Linked DNA regions of Homo sapiens: region 2 is linked to region 1. The links are chromatin loops, found by intact Hi-C in ENCODE. Cell type or tissue: Caco-2. All regions are shown on one strand. Links, peaks and the distances in the headings refer to the core of each region. The heading gives the core; the rest is flanking DNA.

Region 1 (8,336 bases), core at 316-8,315:
AGCGATGCTGACATTTATTCATCATGGTTATCTGCATCATGGTTTTCTCATCCGTAAAGCAGGAAATGGGGACAGATGTTCCTCATGGCCCCTGCATGGTTCTGTGTGGGGAACTTTATTTGTGGGTGTGGAATTTTTTTTTTTTTTTGAGACAGGTTCTCACTGTCACCCAGGCTGGAGGTCAGTGGCATAATCATGCCTCACTGTAGCCTCGACCTCCTGGTTCAAGTGATCCTCCTGCCTCAGCCTCCTGTGTAGGTGGGACCACAGGTGTGCAACATCATGCCCGGCTAGTTTTTTATTTTTGTTTTTGTAGAGATGGGGGTGTCCCTATGCTGCCCAGGCTGGTCTCAAACTCTTGGGCTCAAGTGATCTTCCTGCCTTGGCCTCCCAAAGTACTGTGATGACAGGCTTGAGCTACGGCACCTGGCCCTGTGTGGGGAACTTTTTAATAAATATGCTCTAATACAGTCATTCTCCAGGTACATCACCTGGAAACTTAGAAAGGTAAATTCTCAGAATTCCCTCTGCCAACTTACAGAGTCAGAAACTCTGTGATTTAACAAACCCTCCAGGACATTCTAGTGTATTCTGAAGTTTTATAGCCACTGCTTTAATAGAAACGAAAAGTTTGAGTCACAGAATGTGTGGAATAGGGCCTCACCACTTTACTATTAGGCAGATAACAAAGAGTAAATAATACTTATTTCAAAAAAAATCACAGAACATTGGAAAGCATACATTAGACACATTAGCTTCAGTACCAGAATAAGTAAGTTTTCACAAACAATTTATAAATATGTAATATTTTCCATTTAAGTCAATAATAATTATTTTTAATTACATTTTATTTTGTAGAGACAGACTCTCACTATGTTGCTCAGGCTGGTGTCAAACTCCTGGGCTCAAGCGATGCTCCTGCCTTGGCCACCGAAAGTGCTGGGATTACAGGTGAGAGCCACTGTGTTTGACCAAACATTATTTTTTTAAAGAACCAGCAGCACGGTTAACCAGACACCCCTTTCTGATTAAATGTGCAATACACAAAACGCTTTCATAAATAGTCGTGTAATAATTTGCTTATAGAGCTCTATGCAAATTATTTTTCAAAGTTATGTCATTGAGTTTTTTAGGGGGATAACTCATGATAACCAAATGAATTTAGACTTAATTAAGTACATGGATTCTATAGTAGTCACAACGTTGTGAGAGTAAACGTTTTTTTTAAAGGCAAGTAGATAATTTGCAGTTGTGTACATATGTGCTCCCAGGCTAATTTTCTTTTCTTTCTTTTCTTTTTTTTGAGACAGAGTCTCACTCCGTCACTCAGGCTGAAGTGCAGTGGTGGGAGCTTGGCTCACTGCAACCCCCGCCTCCCAGGTTCAAGCAATTCTCTTGCCCCAGCCTCCCGAGTAGCTGGATTTACAGGCGCATGCCACCATGCCCGGCTAATTTTTTTGTACGTTTAGTAGACACGGGGTTTCGCTATGTTGGCCAGGCTGGTCTTGAACTCCTGATCTCAAGTGATCTGCCCACCTCAGCCTCCCAAAGTGCTGGGATTACAGGCGTGAGCCACTGCGCCTGGCCGGAAACAACTATATTTTAAAAGAAGTAGAAGATTCAAGTGGTACCAACAATGCTTACTTTTTCCAGAAAAATAGATGTGGGATTTGAGCTTTGGAAGGTGGCTCTGGTGTGTTGTAGGTGGTGGGCACCTCCAGCTCCTGCTGCTCTTGCAAACTCCAGTTTCCAGATGGGCCTCACTTCTGCTGCTCCCTGTGGGAAACTCCTCCAGTTTTATCGTCAGTCAGTTTCCTAATTTTTTTTTTTTTGTAGTCTTGCTGTGTCACCCAGGCTGGAGTGTAATGGTGCAATCTCGGGTCACTGCAACTTCAAGCGATTCTCCTGCCTCAGCCTCCTGAGTAGCTGGGATTACAGGCATGTGCCATTATGCCCAGCTAATTTTTGTACTTTTAGTAGAGACGCAGTTTCACCATGTTGGCCAGGCTGGCCTTGAACTCCTGACCTCAAGTGATGCATCCACCTTGGCCTCCCAAAGGGCTGAAATTACAGGTGTGAGCCACCTCGCACGGCCAGTTCCCTATTTTTATCAGTGCACTTTACCATTTATCTACTCAATTCCTCACCCATATGCAAGGCTGCCCTTTTCTGAAGGATGCTAGTGGTGAATCCATTGAAAAATCCACTGATTGTGTTCCCCTAGGGCCTCTTCAAGATGGAAAGATTCAGGTGGGGCACGGTGGCTCACACCTGTAATCTCAGCACTTTGGGAGGCCGAGGTGGGCGGATCACCTGAGGTCAGGAGTTCAAGACCAGCCTGGCCAACATGACAAAATCCGTCTCTACTAAAAATACAAAAATTAGCCGGGGTGGTGGCTTGTGCCTGTAATCCCAGCTACTCAGGAGGCTGAGGGAGGAGAATCGCTTGAACTCAGGAGGCAGAGGTTGCAGTGAGCCAAGATTGTGCCACTACACACCATCCTGGGTGACAGAGTGAGACTCTGTCTCAAAAAAAAAAAGCCAGGTGCAGTGGCTCACGCCTGTAATCCTAGCACTTTGGAGACCGAGGCAGGTGGATTGCCTGAGCTCAGGAGTTTGAGACCAGCCTGGCCAACATGGTGAAACCCCGTCTCTACTAAAATACAAAAAAATTAGCTGGGCGTGGCAGCATGTACCTGTAGTCCCAGCTACTCAGGAGGCTCAGGAAGGAGAATTGCTAGAACCTGGGAGGTGGAGGTTGCACTGAGCCAAGATTGCACCGCTGTACTCCAGCCTGGGTGACAGAGTGAGACTCTATCTGGAAAAAAAAAAAAAAAAAAAAAAAAGATTCTACAGTGAGCACAAAGGTGAAACTCACCTTGAATGCTTTTACCAATTGAGTGTGGATGAACTAATTCAGAGTATTGCGGGCCCCTGCTGCAGCAAACACAGAGCTCCCAAAATGCTCAGGCTATTGGGAGGCAACTGCCTTGTCAGGGTGGCCAATGGTTTCCCCATTGCCAAATCGGACAGTTAACTCCAGTCCTTGTCTGACTGGAGGCCTGCAGATCACTGCCTCCTCTGTAACGCTCTTTACCCCCAACCCAGGGATCCAAGATGCCCTACTCTAGGATCATTTTCTCTGCCTCATTCATCACTCAGACTCCTTCATTTGTTCCTTCTCTTCTCCCTCCTCTGAGTGCTGCAGAGCCCGGGTTTCCATCCTCAGACCCCTGCCCTGCCTGCTCTCTGTCCCAAGGCAGCACTGCCAGCATCCGAAATAAAAATCCAGCCCTCCTATTCATAGTGACATCGAATTTCAGATCAACGACAAAGAGTTTTATGGCATAAGCATGTCCCAAATATTGCATGGCCCCAAATATTTACTTAGTTAATAAGTAAAAATTGCACAAGACATACTTATGCTAAAGAGTATTGACTATTTGTCTGAGTCCAAATGTCTCTGGGCATGCTGGGTTTCATCAGGTAATCCTGCCATGATTTCAGTTTCAAGGTGATACCATCTATGGTGACTCTTCTGAAAATGTTTATCTCTAGCCTAGGTCTCTCTCCTGAACTGCAGACTCCTGCTGCCTCCAGCACATCGCCACTTGGGTAATGAATAGGTGTCTCAACCTGAACATGTCAAAAACAACACTCATTTTTCCCCCCAATTCCTTGCCGTTCTCACAGGTAGTCTCGTCCCCCCAGCTGCTCACCCACAAGCCTTGCACTCAGCCTTGACTCTGTTCTTCTCACACCCCATATCCAGTCTGCCAGGAGGTCCTTGGTCCTCCTGGGCTACACTAATAGTGCCTCTTGCTGGTCACTGCAACCACCTCCCATTCCTTTCCCTGCATTGTCCTGTGCCTCACATGGTTTTTTTCTCAACATGCCAGCCAGAATGACTCTTTGAAAACTTTCTCATGCCATGTCACTTTTCAGCCCATCGCCCTGCAGCAGGTCCCCATGTTACTCAGTGTAAAAGCCCAAGGTCCTTGCCCCATCCTGCAAAGCCCCTGTGACTCTGTGGTCTCTGGAACCTTAACTCTTCCACTCTTCCTCCAGACCACTCCCTCTCCCGCAGCCTCCTGGGTGCTCCCACCAGCCAGCATGCTCCTGCTGCGGAGCTGTGGCCCTGGCTCCTTCCTTCCTCCCGGAATGCTCTTGGCTCCGGTGTGCATCATGGAGATAGCTCCTGTCTGCCCCCAAATCGCTGCTCAAACCTCACCTCAGTGAGGCCGGCGCTGACCTCATCACTGACCTATTCACCTTCCAAACTGCTCACCTCCCAGGACTCTGATACTCCTTCCCAACTCTTTTTCATTCTTCCATAAATAACAATGTCTAACTTATTAGGCAATTTCTTCATTATAATTGTCCTTTGTTTTCAGTCTCTTCTCACTAGAAAGGAAAGTCCATAATGCCCAGAATCTTTGTTGGGTTCCCTGAAGAATGCCAGGCTCCCGGAAGAGGGCCTGCCTCCCAGCAGGCACATGTGTGTGGAATGAATGAATGAATGAATGAATGAGGCTTGTGCAAACTAACTGCTTGCAGGAAACACCTGCTCCTTCCTGGGCACTGGGTGAAATCTTTCGTAGAAGTTAACCATTGACTCTTCTCCCCACCAGCCTCCTCCGTCCCTCACAGTTAAATGCAGCTGGAAGAGGGGTTGCCCTGTACCTCCAGCTAGGTGGACTCCCCAGGAAAGAGTGACATCTCACCACTGAGCCACCTCAGCCTTTTCCAGAGACAAGCCTTCTCTAGGCCAATCATCAGTGTCACAGCTATTTGTTCTTGGGATTTGTGGCTCTATATTCACATGTAAGAAGCCAAGGCACCCATGGGGAGCCACAGGCACCAACAGAATACACTGAAATCAATCTTGCTGCGACTGGGGCTACAAGCATGGTTACTTGGCTCACCACAGGTATTTTCTTTCTTTTTAATTTATTTATTTATTTATTTATTTTGAGACAGGGTCTTGCTCTGTCCCCCAGGCTGGAATGCAGTGCTGCGATCTCGGCTCACTGCAACTTCCACCTCCCAGCTTCAAGCAATTCCCCTGCCTCAGTCTCCCAAGTAGCTGGAACTACTCCCGAGTAGCAGGTACACATGACCGTGCCCTGGTAATTTTTTTGTATTTTTAGTAGAGACAGGGTTTTCCCATGTTGGCCAGGCTGGTCTCGAACTCCTGACCTCAAGTGATCCGCCCACCTCAGACTCCCAAAGTGCTGAGATTACAGGCATGAGCCCCTATGCCTGACCATCACAGGTATTTTCTGAAGTTGTCAGTTTTAGTTCTGGAGGATCCTTGGAATGTCATGTTTTGGGGGATGAAATAAGAGAGGAAATTATCAAGATTGCTTGCTAAAGTGACTTGTGCATCTGGACAAAAAAGAAAATGCAAGGGAGACAAACCCCTGAATCTACTTAGTGAGAAGGTGGAGCAGGGAAGGGAACATGGTGCCCGAGGTAACAGGCTTTACAGTCTAACTTCCCCGGTGTTAGGTCCAGGTCTACTTACCATTGTAGGAATTCTCAGCCTCTCTGAGAACTTCTTAGGGTTAGGGCCTAACTGCCCTGGAGTTAGGTCCAGTTCTGCTTCTCCTTGAAGGAAGTTCTCAACCTCTCTGAGCCTCAGTTTCCTCTTCCATAAATCAGTGATGCTATATCAAAGCATAGCTTTGTGAAACACAAAAACAAATGAAATACGTATGCGATATACTTAGCATATGTTTCTATTTGTTCTTCCCGGAACAGGGTGAGTATACAATAAACTGCAGAGACTCTCATTCTTTGGGATTTAATTCTTTGGGATTTAAGCTGACTGCTGGGTTTTTGTGTTGTTTTTCAGCTTTATTGAGGCATAATTGACAAAAAAGAATTTGATATATGAATACATTGTAAAATGCTTACCACAACCAAGTTAGTTAATATATCCATCATCTCACATAATTCCTATTTTTGTGGTGAGAACGCTTAAGGTCTACTCTCAGCAAATTTCAAGTATAGAATGCATTATTAACTGTAGTCACCATGCTGTACGTCAGGTCTTCAGAACTTATTCATTTTTTAACTGAGTTTATGCATTTAGACAAACATCTTCCCATTTCCTAGATGCTGGGTTCTAAGAAAACAATGTAACAATTGTCCCAAGAAAGAAGGAAATTCAGGCCAGGTGTAGTGACTCATGCCTGTAATTCTAGCACTTTGGGAGGCAGAGGTGGGGGGATCGATTGAGCCCAGGGGTTTGAGAACAGCCTGGGCAAAATAGCAAGATCTTGTCTCTACAAAAAAATAAAAACAAAAAAACAAAAAAAACTAGAAGAATTAGCCAGGTATGGTTAGCTGGGCGTGGTGGCGTGTGCCTGTTGTCCCAACTACTCGGGAGGCTGAGGTGGGAGGATTGCTTGAACTCAGGAGTTTGAGACTGCAGTGAGCCTTCATCTCAAGTATCAAGTATCAAAGGCTTGATAAAATATACTTTTTACTGTTAAAAAGAATACTAAATTATATGACGTATTGTTATAATAAGGAAAGGCGTCCAAACAGATCCAGGTGAAAAAAAAAAACAGAATAATGGCAAAGGTTGTCTCAACAAATGCAAACTATTATAGTGTATGCCAGTCATATCACATAGGCCAGGCTTACCTGTGACAGTGTTCATGAAGCCCTTTTCAGAAACCAAAGCTAGAATCAATTTCATTCCTGGGTAACCTGAATAAAGAGAAATACATTTCAAAATTAGTATGGGACTGGGAGAGACTAAAATCTGTTGTTTTGGAGGGAGATCTAGAGTTTTCTCTTGGACAACAGATGGAGAAGTTGGAGTGAATAATTTTTCTTTTTAGCTTTTTTATTGAAATCACATGAATACAAAAAAGGGCACAGACCATAAGTGTACACATATCAATGAATTTCCCCAAAGTGCATACAGCATGTGATGACAACCCCAAACAAGAAGGAGAATATTACAGCACCTCCGAAGTCCCCTTCCTACCCCTCCCACTCCCCACCCCACCTGCATCTCCAAAGGTAACCACAGAGATTTGTAACATTATCTTGACACATAGACTCATCGTCCCCAGTTTTAAACTTCTCTTGGAATCATAGAGTGATAATTTTTGGTGTCTAGCTTCTTTGGGTCCAAATTATATTTGTGATATTTTTTCATGTTGTTGCATTTAGCTGAGTTTTATTCATTTTCATTGCTGAGTAGTGTCTTATAGCATAAGTATACCACAATTTATTTACTTGTTCTAGTTTTTATGAATATCAGTTTGTTTGCAGTTGTTTGCACTCTGTCGCCCAGGCTGGAGTGCAGTGGCACGATCTCAGCTTACCACAACCTCTGCTTCCTGGGTTCAAGCGATTCTCCTGCGTCAGCCTCCCGAGTAGCTGGGATTACAGGCATGCGCCACAATGCCCAGCTAATTTTATTTGTATTTTTAGTAGAGATGGGTTTTTGCCATGTTGGCCAGGCTGGTCTTGAACTCCTGACCTCAAGTGATCTGCCTGCTTTAGCCTCCCAAGTGCTGGGATGACAGGCATCAGCCATAGAGCCTGGCCCAGTGCTATTTATAATGGTGTGTGCTTAAATGTGGAAGTGCCAGGTCACAGGTATGCCTATCTTCAACTTTAGGAGAACCCATTGCATGACTTTCCCACACAAGTTGCATTCCTTTTCTTTGCTCCAGAAATGTGAACTCCAGTTGCTTCATATTCCTGCCACAGCTGGTGTATTTCATCTTCTGTATTTGAATCATTCTGATGGATGTGTTCAAGTGAGGTTGACCATCTTTTCTAAAGTTTGCTGGTGGCTGGGTGCTGTGGCTCGTGCCTGTCATCCCAGCTACTTGGGAGGCTGAGGCAGGAGAATTGCTTGAAGCTAGGAGGTGGAGGTTGCAGTGAGTCGAGATCACACCGCTGCACTCTAGCTTGGGTGACAGAGTGAGACTCCATCTCCAATAAATAAATAAATAAATAAGTAAAGAATAAGAATAGGTTTTACACAATAATAAATGTAAATGATAAGATAGATAAACACTTTGAAAGACCTTAAACTTCATATGTAAGGTACAAAAATTAAAATTGATGTTCATCAAAATTGTAAAATTTTCAAAACATTTTCAAGGCATTAGCAAAGTGGTGACGAGTATTGGTACATTCAGTAGTGCATGTAATTAGTCACAAAACCCTCTTCTTCTGGGACTTCATCTTAGAAATTTAACCAAAAGAAGAAAAATGTGTGTGTTGTCATGGTGGTATACTATAGAGGTAAAGAATATGATCTTCTGAGTTAGGCACACTTGACTTGAAATCCTGCCTCTGAT
Region 2 (8,336 bases), core at 78-8,077, 58 kb before region 1:
ACCACTATCTTTTGTTCTACCTGTATTGTCTGACTTCTCAGGAAGATCGTGAACATAACTGAGGGCATGAGTCTCACTAGCACATGGAGGCCCTTTTGGATTTAGAGACTGTAAATTATTAAATCGGCAACAGGGCTTCTCTTTTTAGATGTAGCACTGAAATCCTTGCTGGAGGGAAGAGAGGGGATGAACTCAAGTTTTCCACATCCTGGGACACCTGTCCCTCTTTTCCTAACTGCCTAAGATAACCCATTTCTTCCAACCATCTGAGGACAGTCCCGTCGTCTCAGAGGCCCTGCACCGGGGAGAGACTGGGCTCTGCAGCAGCCACATCAGCATTCACAGCTTCATGTGGCTTCACTGTCTGAAAATCTACCGACTCCAACATGGCCCCACGGTGACAACAGACCTGTGACAGGAAGCCCAAAGCTCACATAGAAATGGTGGACAGATCAAAGTCTCTATAGTAAGGGAAAAAAAGAGAGGTGGCAGGCATGAGCCCCCTGCACCCAGTGGCTCGTGTCCATACTGAGTCCAGACCCTGATCAAGGCCTGACTTAGTGTCACTGGCAGTCCCACTAAATTACACTTCCTTACACTGGCCCGATGCGACAAATCAGGTGGCTCCCTTCTGTCACGTGGAGCACACAGTGTTTTCCATCATCCATAGCTTTCTTCCTGATGGTGTTTGCATTATTGCGCCTTCCCAATCTGCATGCTGCGTTGGGCTTGCGGTGCCTGAACAAGGTTTGCTCCCATGAGCTCAGGCACCCTAGGATCCCCTGTTAGACTATTAGGCTGTCCAGCATGGTCTCCTTTCCCTTCTTGGTGGTGGTCTTTTCCCTTTCCAGAATAGAACAGTGATTCTTAAAATAAGTTAGAGCAGGCCGGGCGCGGTGGCTCATGCCTGTAATCCCAGCACTTTGGGAGGCCGAGGTGGGTGGATCACGAGGTCAGGAGTTCAAGACCAGCCTGGCCAAGATGATGAAACCCCGTCTCTATTAAAAATACAAAAATTAGCTGGGCGTGGTGGCAGGCACCTGTAATCCCAGCTTCCTGGGAGGCTGAGGCAGGAGAATCACTTGAACCCGGGGGGCAGAGGTTGCAGTGAGCCGAGATCACGCCACTGAACTCCAGCCTGGGCAACAGAGTGAGACTCTGTCTCAAAAAAAAAAAAAAAACAAAAACAAAAAAGCAAGATCATCCACTACACATGAACATGAATCACAGTATTATTTGCACAGGAAGGGTGTAACAAAATATGAATGTATCAAAAAATAGAAATAAAGTCTTTGCAGAAAAAGTCTGTTTTTCTCTGAAGTGTGTTGAGATTATCTGACAACTCTAAGATTGTACTTAAATTGTCAATAAAGCATCAAAAGAGCTTCTGAGTCTGTCTTTGAAGATACATTTTCAATCAATGTGAAGGGTGACGGAGGGAATCACAGGCTGTATTACTCCATGGGCCTCACTTGTGGCCTGGAGGAATTACCTGGTGATGAAATAGCCATTCAGTGACCTGGAGGAATTACCTGGTGATGAAATAGCCATTCTCATATCAACTCCAAGCTCCAGATTACCGCTGGCTGTTTCTCTTTGTTAAATAAGAGTAGTTTTTTAAGGCTATCAAAATTTGAAAGGGTTCCAAAAAGCAAACCCTCATTCATAAAAATCTAAAAGTTACTTTCCTGCCTTACTAGCAAACTTTTCTAATAAAAGTGTTTAAAAGAGAAGTTTGCATTGGAAAAGACTATCTATAAGGATTTTTTCTCATGTCATTCTAGAAAATTTCAGTGACTTTGCATTGCTGTCAATGTGGGTGTGTTGACGCTGCATTTTCAAAGAACTGCTTTAGTGGCCATGCATTGTTTATTTCACAATGAGCCCATGGTGGAGGGATCTGGAATGGAACATTCCGAGATAGGGCCTGCACAACATTAGGCAAAGAAGTACACACTGAGGTCCTCTGGGTGCCAGTAGCCACAGGAAACACTCCGAGGATATGCAAAGGTCATGGGAATGGTGGCCCAGGTGATGATAGAGCAAAAGGGGGCAGAGAAAGTGGGTGAGCTCTGGGTGCCAGGGTGGGAACCCCACCTCCAAAACGCACCTGTGTAAGAGCTTCGGGGACAATAATAGCATGCACCACGTTAGGTTGTTGTCACAACTAATTAATTTGCCTAAAGCACCTGGAACAGTGTGTAGGATAAACGAAGCACTGTGTAATTGTTCGCTATTGTTAAAAAATGAACCAGTCATTGGAAACTACAGAATAAAATAACAGAAAACACAAAACTAATGCAAAGTGATGACAAGTGCCAGGAATATCTATTTGAGCACACAATTGTAGATTTAGGGATTCGTGTTAGAGGCGGGTGACTCATGTTGCATATACGTATATTGTATTATCTTCTAGACAGCCCCAGAAGTGTTCCTATAAAGGTAAGTTGCTATGCTAGCTGTGTGTGTGTGTGTATGTGTTTGTGTGTATGTATGTGTGTGTGTGTGCGCGCGCACGCTATATGTGCAGATGATGTCCAGGGTGTGAATTCGGGTTAATATTGTGAGTGGAAATGAATAAGCACAAATGCGAAATGCTTATGCAGAAGACAGCATTAGACATGGGGTAAAGCCGGCAATCCCTGTTTGGGTAGTGGACGTGCCTCATCTCCATCTGCCCTTACTAGAACATTTCTGATAGTGTGGAGAATATCGATGTTCAGTTTTTTTAAGAAAATCCTATTTCAAAACAACATTGAGCCTCTTTTCAATCCACTGTGAATAAACTGTCTCACACAAAATAAGAAATGTTGCTGTGGTTTAAATAACATGCCGAAAAAAAAAAAAAAAAGCAGGGAGTATTGTCCGGGAAGACCTGCTTGACCATACAGATGGGTGGCACTGGCTTGAGGGACCCACCATGCTCGCTGATCTCATCCTCAGCTGCATAGGACCAATTTTGTCACTATATCAAGAGGTGACTGGGCCCCAAAAGACTAACGCTAACCTAACTCTTAAGAGAACGGGGCATAAAAGCTAAAACGTCAGTTTACAGTTTATATTTACTATGAGAAGCTTCCCTCCTGATGCTTCATACGTGCTTTTCCATCTGGCTGGAGTCATTCTTTAAAACCCCTGCCTTCTCCTTTTGACAGGCCAACCTGTGGGCTTCAGTTTGATGAATTTGTCCCGCAAATCTTTGCTAAACTCCTGGTCTACATTAACGCTCTTGGTGCGCACTTACTTCCCCAATCGTAGCATTGAACGTGCAACACTTTAATCACTTATTTACTTACCTCTGCTCCCCTAGGGACAGAGAAGAAGAGAGCTGTGTACTCACTGTTGTATACTTAGCACCATGCCTAGCATAGACCACACTCTATCACTATGAAACTGCATTTTTAAATTCTGAGCAGTTCTATGTGGAAAATAAAATTATAGCGGAAAGCTTTCTTGTTGAGCCTAGACTCAGAGCTAAATGACGTTAACTGCATCATGTTATTGAATAGTGTCACCTGCCCAGATGCACCAATTTCCATAACAGGCTGGGCGCAGCGGCTCATGCCTGTAATCCCAGCACTTTGGGAGGCCAAGGCAGGCGGATCACCTGAGGTCAGGAGTTTAAGACCAGTCTGACCAACATGGCAAAACCGCATCTCTACTAAAAATCCAAAAATTAGCTGGGTGTGGTGGTGCCCGCCTATAACCCCAGCTACTCGGGAGGCTGAGGCAGGTGGGAGAATCTCTTGAACCCCGGAGGTGGAGGTTGCAGTGAGCCGAGATCATGCCACTGCACTCCAGCCTGGGCAACAAAGTGAGATTCCATCTCAAAAAAAAAAAAAAAAATTCCATTACAAAGATAAGTCTAGCACAGACTGGAAACCTTTGCTCTCAGACTAGGGTAATCTTATCTCAAAGAGTCCCTGAGATACCTGGTCAAAGGGATCTGCTGTGGAGCTCCTCCCCCAGCTCCCCAGTGCCTCAGGTCATCTCAGCTGAACGCTGGGTGTTCCTGAAAGCTCCCATTGCATGTGCAGAATGAAACTCTAGTGTGTTTCTGTGGACAGTTTGTTTCATCCACAATTCTTGGATTTTTAATTTCAAACTCGAAGAGTGTCTTTTTTGAGAGATGCTGTTTAGCATCAAATCAGCACTCAGCATTTCTCCCTGTAAGGTTTTCTTTATATGTTTTGTTTTGTTTTGTTTTTGTTTTTTTTAAGACAGAGTCTTTGTCACCCAGGCTGGAGCACAGTGGCACGATCTCTGCTCACTGCAACTTCCACCTCCTGGGTTCACGCGATTCTCCTGTCTCAGCCTCCCAGGTAGCTTGGACTACAGGCGTGCAGCACCACGGCCAGCTAATTTTTGTATTTTTAGTAGAGATGGGGTTTCACAATGTTGGCCAAGATGGTCTCGATTTTTACCTCGTGATCCACCCACCTCAGCCTCCCAAAGTGCTGGGATTACAAGCGTGAGCCACCGCACCCGGCCTATATTTTTTTCATTACAAAATTATTATTACATGGTTACATGTCCATTATAGAAAGTAAAAAAGGCAAAAAAGAAAACATAAAAACTACCATCTAGAAATAATTTTGCATCTTATTTCCACTTAAAAATATATGATGAGCATCTTTCCATGTCAATAGATTTCTAAAGTGACATTTTTTTCAGGAATTCATTATGACCTACTGTATGCTAATTAATTTAATAAGTGTCTCTTTTACATTTCCATATCTAATTTAAAAGTCCAGGCCATGCACAGTGGCTCGCGCCTATAATCCCAACACTTTAAGAGGCTGAGGTGAGTGGATCACTTGAGATCAGGAGTTTGAGACCAGCCTGGGCAACGTGGTAAAACCCTGTCTCTACAAAAAATAAAAAATTAGCTGGGTGTGGTGGTGGGCGCCTATAATCCCAGCTACTTGGGATGCTGAGGCAGGAGAATTGCTTGAACCCGGGAAGTGGAGGTTGCAGTGAGCCAAGATTGCGCCACTGGACTTCAGCCTGGGCAACAGAGCAAGACTCTATTTCAAAAAAATAATAATAAAATAAAACCTGGACAGTTAGGGGCAAAGGGGAGTAGGTTGGTCACCCTGCCTGTGAGTAGCAGGTCCCAAGCAGCAACGTGCACTCACAGGCCCCCTTGTAGGCTCGGCACCCTTTGGTTTAAGTTGCTTACTTAACAAGCTCCTACTCATCTCTGAAATTTACCCCCATCCTCCCTCAAGCCAAACGAATCAAGAGGCTGACACTTCCAATACTGATGCCTCCCAAAGAAGTTTATCCCACTAAAAACAGGATCAACTGAAGCCTGGCAAGGCTTCATACTCCCAAAGGACCTGCCACGTGGTATTTGAGAACCTCTCAATTCTGAAACAGCTCTCTTTTAGCACCTGGCTTTATCTTCAGGACCATTTTTCACAAAGGCATTTAGATTTCATGATTTCACTGGAGTTCCATGTAGCCATCACTGAATCTCCATTTTCTCCAGCTGATTTTCCTGGAATGAGCTCCCCGTGGGTCTCTAGGTTTGGCATGCTCTTCCCACACATCGGTCTGCTTCTTCCCTTCCTGAAGGCCTATCAGGTCAACCCATCACATCTATAGTGCTCACCTGGTCTCCCCAGCTAGAGTGCTAACTCCATGAGGGCAGTTCCTTGCTGTGTTTATTGATTTCATGGATAAGTAGAGACCAGTCATCAACAGTCATCAGCTAAGGGGCTCATCCACCCCCTTCATTGCCCACTCACCTTGGATCTGTGCAAAACAATTGGAAACTGGGATTGTAGAACCACACATGCCAAGTGCCACCAATGAAACTATCATTTAGAAAAACTGCCATCGTTCCTTTTAATTTGGGTGTAATTGAAAAGTCATTATCATTTGCTTTTCTTTTCTTGCCTTTCCTGCTTATTTATTGTTCTAGGTGAAGTTTTTTAGTCACCAAGCTTTTTCATTCATTTTATCATCTTGGTAGCCCAAACAATGTTAGTTAAAATGGGTCTCCTAGTTGGTTTAGCAAATACTAGATACCTCTCTTTGAAGAATGGGATGCAGCACCTCCCACCAGTTTTTTTTTTTTTCTCTCTGAAAGTAGTTGACAACCCCTAGGGCAGCATAATTTCAACAATAGCAAAAACATAAATGCAAAACCACTCAGTTTCAAGTGTTTGCAAGAACTCTAAGCACCAGGAATAAGGCACAAGATGGGAATCAGAGACACCACAGTAGAATTCAGAGACACACACAGCAATCACATCCTTGTAAGTAAGTAACTCTGAACATAGCTCATTTCTACTGTGGGTCACCAAACACCAAGAAGCACTTGGAAGCATGCCTGGCAGTTGATAACTGGTAGTGACCTATCAACAGCAACATCCATTTATGTCAGAGGATGCTGGCCTCCTCATTCAACCCCTTAGGAGAATCATGATTGCTTAGCAGGTTCATGTGAAAGAGTGAGTTACAAGGTGACAGCAACTAGGTCCTATGGTTCCCAGACCTGCTTCATAGATACGGCAAAACTTTTATTTGAATTGGCTCACCCATGCATGTTTATTCCTGTCCCTGATGGTGACACTGATAGGGAAAAAAGTATTCCAGGAATGACAGTTGCAAAGTTCGCCATGCCATGGTCATGCAAGGGAACGATGCTGGTCTGAAAATTCTTTAGTAATAACATTATGAAATCAGAGAATCCCAGAACTCAAGTGTGTTCATGAAGACTAGAAAGCATAGTCCATTCCAGGGGCCAGCAAATGTTCCTGTACAAACCAGATAGTAGATAATTTAGGCTTTGCAGGCCATAAGTCTCCATTTATGTAATGAAAGGATGTGACCAAGGAGCAAGAGAGGATTCTGGGATATGTCTTAAGTTCTTCTTGGATGGCTGTGGGCCTGGAGTCCCATGAGCCAGGCTGCAGAGCACAGGAGCAGAGCCAGAGCCAAGTTTGCCTGTGAGACTCGGGGGTGGCAGGAAAAAGGTGGCTCTATTTACACCTGCTGAAATCTCACGGTCTGTGAGACCTCCAACGGTCAGGTTCAGTAAACACTTGAATCTTAGGAGAGAAGTCCTAGAAATACTTTTTATGTAGCTCTTTGTGTTACCGATGAATCATTTTTAATAAATAGACCCTTCAAAATAATAATTTCAGATGATAGCTTAAAATTGTAAAGAAATGACTCAAGAGAATTTGTTATGTTAACCTACTTGTACAAGATTAGAAGTACATCTCTAATTGCTTGTTATTTTAGAATAAATATTTTCCTTCCAAATTAATAATCTGATGAGAGATGAACCTATAATTTCAGTGATAAGAACAGAAGCCATGGCTTAAGGTGAACGTGGATTCCCAGGGCATGAACCCAAAGAAATAATTAAATAACAGCAAACAAACCAACCCTGGAGGAATTACATTTACAGTACATAAGGGAAAAAAAAATTAGGAGGCTGGGGAAGAGAGGTTGGAAGAGGTTTTATAGAGCAGAGTTGATCCAGATTGTCTAAAATTTAAACCTGTGGCTAAAAGAATATAGAGTCTTGACCCCTTTGTTGTTATTTTAATTACGTAACATTAGAGGCAACTTTTGCGAACTAATCTGAAGAAATACTTACATAATTTTAGCAGTCCAGTCCATTTCATTTGTTTTCTTTTTCTTCTAATTTCCTATGAAACAAAAATTTATATATATATTTTTTCTTTTGGAAGTCTCTCTCTGTTGCCCAGGTTGGAGTGCAGTGGCACAATCTCAGCTCACTGCAACCTCCGCCTCCTGGGTTCAAGCAATTCTCCTGTCTCAGCCTCCCGAATAGCTGGGATTACAGGTGCCCACCACCACACCCAGCTAATTTTTGTATTTTTAGTAGAGACAGGGTTTCATCATGTTGGCCAGGCTGGTCTCGAACTCCTGACCTTGTGATCCACCTGCCTCGGCCTCCCAAAGTGCTGAGATTACAGGTGTGAGCCACTGTACCCAGCCAAAAATTATTATTTAACATGAAAAAAAGAGCACCGTATAGTATGATCGCCTTTTTATAAAATAAAATCATTGTTTTTTGGGTTTCTAGCCACCATCTATCTATTCTTCCATCTGTATGCTTGGCCAACATTGATGACAGGAATGATGCTTACCAAAGGTGATACTGGCTTTTTGGATGGTGGTGAAATTTGGGGTGATTTTTCTTTTCTTCTTTATGCTTTTCCATATCACTTGAATATTTTTATCACAAGGATGCTTCATTTTCAAAGACAAAAATGAAAGTCATTACTTAAAAGAGAGAAGGCCAATAGAAATCTATCGACCGGCCTCCTTTGTGAATATGTGGTAGGGAG

What was found. Hi-C counts contacts between places; a loop is a spot of excess contacts. Peaks named below come from ENCODE experiments on the same cell type or tissue, not always from the same donor. Only the 100,000 strongest peaks of a DNase experiment are listed, where the experiment ranks them.
Region 2: a loop joins it to region 1, with 2.4 times the contacts of the local background. A loop is called at or near these places in 7 of 110 quality-filtered maps.

What each region holds. Positions count from the first base shown.
Region 1 is chr6:161,282,691-161,291,026 of GRCh38, reverse strand. No RefSeq gene overlaps it. Among named protein-coding and RNA genes, the nearest start is that of AGPAT4, 13 kb to the right of the region's middle. In Caco-2, for the core only: no CTCF peak of the experiment used is centred there; no DNase peak of the experiment used is centred there.
Region 2 is chr6:161,340,465-161,348,800 of GRCh38, reverse strand. PRKN (parkin RBR E3 ubiquitin protein ligase) reads left to right here. Exons shown (of 12, transcript NM_004562.3): 12 at 1-1,384. Among named protein-coding and RNA genes, the nearest start is that of AGPAT4, 71 kb to the right of the region's middle. In Caco-2, for the core only: no CTCF peak of the experiment used is centred there; DNase peaks (open chromatin) are centred at 3,970 and 6,621.